Regions from separate parts of the Homo sapiens genome. Here region 2 is linked to region 1. The links are chromatin loops, found by intact Hi-C in ENCODE. Cell type or tissue: PC-9. All regions are shown on one strand.

Region 1 (4,000 bases):
ACCCGCCCAGAAGAGTAGGCCAGGTGCTCCTCTCCTTCACTCTAAGCTCTGTAGATGTTGGTTCAGTACAACCTCACAGCCCCACAAGTCCAGGCTTAAGATGTCACAGGATCCTTAGGGTGTTGCTTCACCAGCCAGAGACCTCTGTGGCTGGTGGCACCTCTGCTTGGGTTTTGCTTGCACCTGCTGGGCTCATTCCTCCCACTCAGCCTGGCAGGCTGCATTCGGCTTGCACTACCAGCCTGGATCCCACACCTGCTAAGGGTGGGATCCCACACCTGCAGGTGGGAGTGTTGAGGGGTGTGTGAGCAAGCGAGTGTGGGGTCCGGCCACTGCTCACAGCCAGGGGCACCAACTGTGGCAGGGAGGGCATCTCCAGGCGCTGGGTCCATGCCAGGCTGAGGGTGGACTAGACATACCACAAGTGGCTTCTGCTGCGGGCACCAGCATCTGGACAGGGGGAATGTAATGGCACCTGAAAGCTCGGAGACACTGGGAACTGCAGAGCCCCAAAGAGGGTGTTAGAGCCTGTCACAGTCCTGGTTTGGGGAGCCCTGAGGTCTGGGCTCCCAGAAGGGCCACAGCTCTTCTCTCCTTCTTGTTGCCCATAATGTGGTGAGCAGGGGACATGCTTCAGTCTTGTTTGTTCTACAACTCTTTCAGTCCCAGTATTCATTGGATTGCAAGTTCTTGTACTGCATCTAGGAAGAATGAGGTATGCAGACAACTGGAGGGTTAGCAAGGCAGAGAGGAGCGTCACTGAACAACAGAACAGCTCTCAGGAGACCCAAAGTGGGTAGCTCCTTTCCGCAGGCAGGTCATCCCCACCTGTGTGTGAGTCTGGCTGAGTCTGGGGTTTTTATGCGCTCAGAATGGACGAAGTGCATGCTGATTGGTCCATGGTCAACCATGGGCAGGCCTGGAAAAAGCACCATCCAGTTGGCCAAATGGTCATCAATGAAGTTCTCACTCTGTGCTGTGGACTTCCTCCAGAACTGGCAGCCTTGCCCCCAGGCTTCAGGCCATCCCTGGCCTGTAGGTGGAGTTTCACCAAGGACCCATCCTTCCCACCTAGGAACCTGTCTGCTTCCTGCTGTCATCAACATGTCATCCACGGTGCCCAGGCTGTTCACACTAAGGGGCAACTGCAGGCCCTTGCTGAGCTGCCCTCAGGCCCCTGGCCTCCCTCCCATGCTCGTCAGTGCCCAAGGTCTGGAGGGGGCTGAGGTGAGGAGGGGGCTGGTGTGTCAGCTCTGTGCCAAGCATGTGCACAGCCAGCTGGGTTGCAACAGCACCTGGGCACAGCCACAACTTTGCTCCAGAATCACAGCAGGCCCCGGGAGTGAGAAGAGGCCTGAGAGCAGGAGCAGGCACTTCTGAGCCTGTGGGGGCCAGGAGATTCTCAGGCCCCTGAGAGTACAGGGATGCCCCGGTTTGAAGCTGTGGCTGGGTGGCTGCATCCATGCCTGGGAGTACAGGGGTCCCACCCTGCCAACTCAGTAGGGGGCAGGCCTCCCACCTGTTCCTGCCCCACCAGCTCTGGAGAGAGCATAGCCCCACCTGCACCACCCCTGCTGCAGCTGGTGTCCCCACAGCGGCTTCTCCAGATGGGCTGCCACTGCCATCAAAGAGAGAAGAGAGGACAAAGCTTGCCAAGAAATGAGGTTGAGCTTGGGAATAAGACAAGCCTGGCTTCAAGTTTGCCTTTGTTACTTACTAGTTCTGAGACCTTGTTTAGTCCGTTTTTTTATTGTTGTTTTTGTTTTGTTTTTTGGGGTTTTTCTGTTTTTTGTTTTTTTGGAGAGAGGGTTTCTGTCATGCAGGCAGGAGTGCAGTGGCACAGTCATGGCTCACTGCAGCGTCAACCTCCTGGACTCAGGTGATCCTCCTACCTCAGCCTCCTGAGTAGCTGGGACTACAGGTGCATGCCATTATGCATGGCTAAGTTTTATATTTTTTGTAGAGACAGGGGTTTCACTATGTTGCCTAGGCTGGTCTGAAACTCCTGGGCTCCAGTGATCCACACACCTTGGCCTCCCAAAGTGCTGGGATTAGAGGCGTGAGCCACTGCACCTACCTTTGATTAGAGTCTTAACCTCATTTATCTTGACTTTCTTCCATGTGAAATGGGACTACTTCCCAGGGAAGTTTTAAGGTTCACGTGAGATATTGTGAATGAAGTGCCCGGCACAGCACCAAATACGCACTAGGTGCTCAGTTAATGTTTGCTTCTCTTCCTTGGGTTCAGTCCTACCCAAAAGCATGGATGGCGTGTGTGTGTCTGTTGCCTGCCGAGCATGGTCTGATATTGGAGAAACGTAGTCTATGCCCCCGCTGAGATCAGAGAACAGCAGCTGTCCTTGGACTGCTCCTACTGTGCTGCCTCCAGTGGTCAGAGGCAGGGATGCCATTCCTCATTGCCTTTTCTGTGAATGCAGCAGGCACTTGCCACGGTTGCCTAGAATCTTTTGTGCTCTTCCCCATGCTTTGTTGACAGATATTTCATTAAATCTAAGCTGCCATCAATTGTAAGATGCATCATTATTTTATGGAGCAGTAAGAGGAAATGCAGACAGTTAAACACAGGCATAATGCTTTCTTATCATTTAGCATTTGTATTTTGTTCTTGAAAGATCTCATTTAAGGCCAGGCATGGTGGCTCATGCTTGTAATCCCAACACTTTGGGAGGCCAAGGCGGGCAGATTGCTTAAGCCCAGGAGTTCGAGACCAGCCTGGGCAACATAGGGAGACTCTGTCTCTACAAAAATACAAAACAATCGCCAGACATGGTGGCTCGTGCCTGTAGTCCCAGCTACTTGGGGGGATGAGGGATGAGCTCCAGCTACTTAGGCATCAACTTGAGCCTGGAAGTTTGAAGATGCAGTGAGCTATGATTGTACCACTGCACTCCAGCCTGGGCAACAGAGTGAGACCCTGTCGCAAAAAGGAAAGATCTCATTTCTATTTAGTGAAGTGTAGATCTCTCTTGTGCATATATTTTAATTTTTTGAGATGGAGTTTCGCTCTTGTTGCCCAGGCTGGAGTGCAGTGGCATGATCTCGGCTCACTGCAACCTCCACCTCTCAGGTTCAAGCAATTCTCCTGCCTCAGCCTCCCGAGTAGCTGGGACTACAGGCATGTGCCTCCACGCTCAGCTAATTTTTGTATTTTTAGCAGAGATGGGGTTTTACCATGTTGGCCAGGCTAGTCTCGAACTCCTGACCTCTGGTGATCCACCCGCCTCGGCCTCCCAAAGTGCCAGGATTACAGGCGTGAGCCACCGCGCCCAGCCCTTGTGCATATATTTTAAAAGGACCCACATTTATTGCAGAGTCTTCTGGATCCCTTTTATACTCAGAATCGCCTGTGTTGCTGGTTTGGCACCATAGGCGGTGCGCTGGGCCCTGATGAGCATTGGCGTTGCAGCATTTTTGAAGAGAGTGCTTCACCGTTGGCCCAGGATTTCCTTCCAAGCCGCTGATGCCCCCTCTGCACTCTTTCAATGCAGATGCTCTCTTGGTCTTAGGCAGAGATTTCATGTGTGTGCAGGCAATGTCAACCACATTACCAAACTGCCAAATGGCAGAGGCATCACCAACTGTCAGAAGCATCCTGATTTCAGAGACATGAAAATGTGGGGAAAATGTGTGTTTTAGAATCAGTGAAATACACTGGCTCCCCAAAACTGTGAATCCTGTCTTTTTCTTAAGGTCAAAATTTGGTAAGCTACATTTCCCAGCCTCCCTTGCAGGCAGTGACCCAACTTCCGTCAATAAGATGCACCCATAGGAGGTTTTGATTTGGAAGCAACATGAGGAAGCAGGATGGGTGGAGGTGGTCTGTTGCTGGTATAGGAGGCAGCAGAGACAGTGTTTCTGGGGTTCATCACAGCAATTAAGCAGTGCGTTGTTTCTGGAAGCTTTGCCTGGACCTGCTTTTTTAGCCCTTCTAGCAATTCTGGTGGGGATAAATTCCTCTCTGCCCCTACTAGTTAGAGTT
Region 2 (4,000 bases), 160 kb before region 1:
TGTCAGTAGTGCAGTAGTTAAGAAACCTGCTCCGCATTAACTCATAGCAGTTTTATTGAAACTTTGGTGAAAAAAACTGACTCAGTCATGCTCACGAACGAATGCATGAACATTTATTTAACTCTGTCTCTATGCCAGGAATTGTGCTAGGCATTGGGAAGACACCGTAAAAGAATAATACACAGTCTTACCCTGGAGAAATTCACCAACTCCCTATCTGGCCAGAGATCTGAAGTCAGATCTTCCTATTTCTACATGAGATTTCTGTTTGGGTAGGGCAGTTATATCTTGCTTTTTAGATAAAACAGCCCCAATGTTTTTCTTTTAAAAAGCTTTCCACATGCACTCATTTATGAGCTGTGTCTGATATCCATCATACCTCTGCCATCTTGGAAAATGGCAGTTACAATGGTTAATATCCCAGTGTAGCTCTAATGCATTGTATCATTGTTCCCAATTTTCCACACCTCCCTATACCCATCCTCTTTGCCGCGTGACTTGTGCTCATTCCCTCCACAGAAAGGATATCTTTCCCCACCCTATTAATGTTGGGCTTGGCCAGGTGCTTTGGCCAGTGGCACGTTAGCATATGTGATGCAAGCAGAAGCTTGAAATGTGTTTGTGAAATTGGGTTTGTTCTCTTGTACTTCTGCCATTTCCATGATGTGCTGGCCCAGGAATTATGGGAGACCAATACAGAAGACCTAAACTCCACCCTCAGCTTAGAGCCAAGCCCAGGCAGCCCGCAGCCTGGAGCAGAGCCACGCAGCCAACCTCAGCCTAAGTCAGCCGAACCTCAGTCAACTGCAGAATTGTAGCCATGAGAATAAGTACTTGTTGCTATAAGCCACTGAGTTTTGAAGTGGTTTGTTACACAGCATTGCTGTGGTGAGAACTGACTAATACAGTAGCTGTATTCACCCAAGGTACTGTGCACTTTTGTGGGTCAGAAACACAAACAAATGTCCAGATTATCTGAGCAGCTTTTCTGGGATAGTAAGCATAACTTACATTCATAGAACACAGTGTAGTTATTTTTACATGACATGTTATTGGTTTGCACCAAACACCCACAAGACAGGTAATATTTCCTCTATTTTACAGATGAAGATCATATTGTTCTTAGAAGATACATTACTTGCTTGAGATCACAAAGCTTTGCTTCCTTGCAAAAGGGACAGGTATAAGAAGAAGACTTGCATCCTCTTTCCACTTTTTCCTGGAGCTGAAGCAACCCCATTGCAACCATTAGATAGGTATCAGTTAGCTACTGCTGTGTAACAAACAACCTCAAAATTTGTTAGCTTGTAACAATAACCATTTATTATTGGTCACATGTCTATGTGTGAATTGTGGGTTCTGCTGACATGGTAGGCTCAGCTGATCTTGATTGGGCTCACTTATGCATCTGTGGTCAGCTGGCAAGTTGACCAGAAGCTGGCTGACTTAGAATGGGTGCACTCACATGTCTGGTGGCTGGCTGGCTGACAAATGGGACAACAATGAGTGACTTGGCCACTCCTCTGTCATCATTCAGCAGGCCAGCCCAGATTTTGTCCCATGGCCTAGGTTCCAAAAATAAGAGTGGAAGCACACAAAGACTCTCAAAGCCTGAGTTCCAGAACTCCCCATCAATGTCACCACATTCTATTGGCCAAAGCAAATCGTAAGACCAACCAGGATCCCAGAGATAGAATAATAGACTCCACCTCTCAATGGGAAGAGCCACTAGGTCATATTACAAAGGGCTGAATGAAGGAGGGGTGGAGGCCTGAGGTCATTTTTGTGGTCAGTTAATCTGTGATGAGGTGTCAAGCATAAGCAGGAAATGCCAGCAGGTGAAGGCTGGTGGCACATAGAGACAAGAAGAGTCTTTGTGAGTGACCTGAGACTTCCCGCTCCATTCCTTAAGTGTGTAATCAATAAGTGTCCTAGTGGATTCAACTTCTGCAGGATGGGTTTCGTGTAACCTGGAGCCAAAAGTTTTCCTAACTGACAGAGTGAGGCATGTGGTAAAGGAATGAGGAAGCAGGAATTACACAGGATTCAAATCTTATCTCCACCACGTATTAATTAGCTGTATGACCCCTAGCCCGTTATTTGACCTCTATGACCTTCAGTGTCCTCATCTATAGAGGGACATGGAAATACCTAGCAGATGCTTGCTGGAGGGACTAGAGATCAGGTGTGCAATATATTCTTAAGAGTAGTAATAGTGGCTTAGCCCTGGGCAAAGCCAAGCATGTGTTATACATTTTAACATTTAATTCCTTTATTACCTCATTAATACCTTTATTACCTCATTACCAACTCCACTTTTTTCCTACAAGAAATATGAAAATTAAAGAGTGAGTAAGTACAAAAGGATTTTAACCCAAATGGTTTGACTCCAGAGCCCCGTCTCCTACCCACGTTTCAATACTGCCTGCCACAACTGGGTCCTGCTGATTTACAGTTAAAAAACAGCTATCTAAACAATGTCCAAACAAACTGTCCAAAACAGTGGCTAAAATCAAATAAACCTGACCCTTCCAACTGCTGGCAAAGATAAAGAGAAACCGGAATTCTCCAGTAATTATGGTGGGAATGCAAAAAGGTACAGATACCATGGAAAACAGTTTGGTGCTTTCTCGAAAAGTTAAACATGCACTTAACTCTATGACCAGTAGTCATCTTTCTGGGCACTGAGCCTAGAGAAATGAAACGATGTCCACCCAAAAACCTATTTGGTACACACAAATGTTGAATAGCAGCTGTATTCATAGTCACCAAAGGCTGGAAATGACCTAAATGCCCCTCAAGAGGTGAAGGACAACCTGGTGCAACCACTCAAGGAAATACTACTCAGCAATACACAAGAACACAGAAACATGGATGGATCTTAAGAGCATGATGCTAGAGAAAGAAGCCAGGGGCAAAAGGCCACATGCTGGACGGCTCCATTGACATGGCATTCTGCGAAAGGCAAAATTATAGGGCCAGAAATCAGAAGGGTTGGTAGGGGCTAAGGGTAGGGGGAGGGTTTGACTACTGAGGGGCATGAGGGAACTTTTAGGGGAGATGGAAATATTCTATATCTTGATTGTGGTGGTGGTGGTTATATAAAACTCATAGCACTGCACCCGAAAGAGTGAATTTTACTGAATATAAGTTATATCTCAGTTAAAAATAATAACTTCACACATGTCCCATTCAAATACCAAGGGTTCTATGAGTCCACTGCTGTAGCTTTGGATTCAGTAGCTAAGGAAAGGAAGCTCAGCTGGCCATGGGTGAGACTGGAGCCCAGGTCTCTGGCTCCAGGGCAGAGCTTGCTGCCCTGCCCTGCTCTGCAGTGAGTCTCAGTGTCAGCAGCCATAGTCATCAGGCTCTGTGCCTAGGCCAAGAGAAGATCCACAGGTCAGCAGAGCAGTCCCTGCCTGCACCCAGGATGGGTCTGACCTGCCACATCAGACCTGGTCAAGGAGATGGACTGAGCTTCTGCTGCCCAGACAACCCCACCAGAGCCCTGGAATTGGGACCTGGGACCCCCGTCACAGCTGTACCCTGCAGTTGGTGGGAGGGGATGGCCCATCTGTCCCCTTGTCCACCAGCTCTCTCAAGAGGCTCTCTCATCCACTCAAGAGGAGGCTTGTTTTGAGTCCTAAAAGCAGCATTCTTAAGCCTGGTGCGGGCAGCTCCTTTAAACACTGTATTTACTATCAACAGTGGCCCTGCACAGACAGAGCTAGCTCCGCATTTCTCCACCTGAGCAGGAGGGCCCCAGATGCCAGGCCCAGATAGCACAACAAAGAAATGGAAACACAATGGGCTCCAGGTCTGAAAACAAATACAACGGTGACACAGCAATGTCACCTGGAAAAGCTGTTGGGAGTTGCTATAAATGTAATAAAACGCTTTAAAGAGCAGATGACAGATTATCGAGCCATAGATACATTTGGGGCGATGGTGTGGCACAGGTTTGGGCCCTGTCAGGCCTGGTGGCATCTGAGCCTGGTTG

The links. A loop is a pair of places that touch in the nucleus more often than their neighbours do. Peaks named below come from ENCODE experiments on the same cell type or tissue, not always from the same donor. Only the 100,000 strongest peaks of a DNase experiment are listed, where the experiment ranks them.
Region 2: it touches region 1 in a loop (2.6-fold over the local background); 2 of 110 quality-filtered maps call a loop at or near these places.

What each region holds. Positions count from the first base shown.
Region 1 is chr2:121,295,270-121,299,269 of GRCh38, forward strand. No RefSeq gene overlaps it. Among named protein-coding and RNA genes, the nearest start is that of TFCP2L1, 12 kb to the left of the region's middle. In PC-9, CTCF peaks have their summits at 2,354 and 2,560; a DNase peak (open chromatin) is centred at 2,452.
Region 2 is chr2:121,139,160-121,143,159 of GRCh38, forward strand. It overlaps LOC105373588 (a long non-coding RNA gene), which reads right to left and starts at 1,550. Exons shown (of 2, transcript XR_923269.1): 1 at 1,466-1,550. In PC-9, no CTCF peak of the experiment used is centred here; a DNase peak (open chromatin) is centred at 1,772.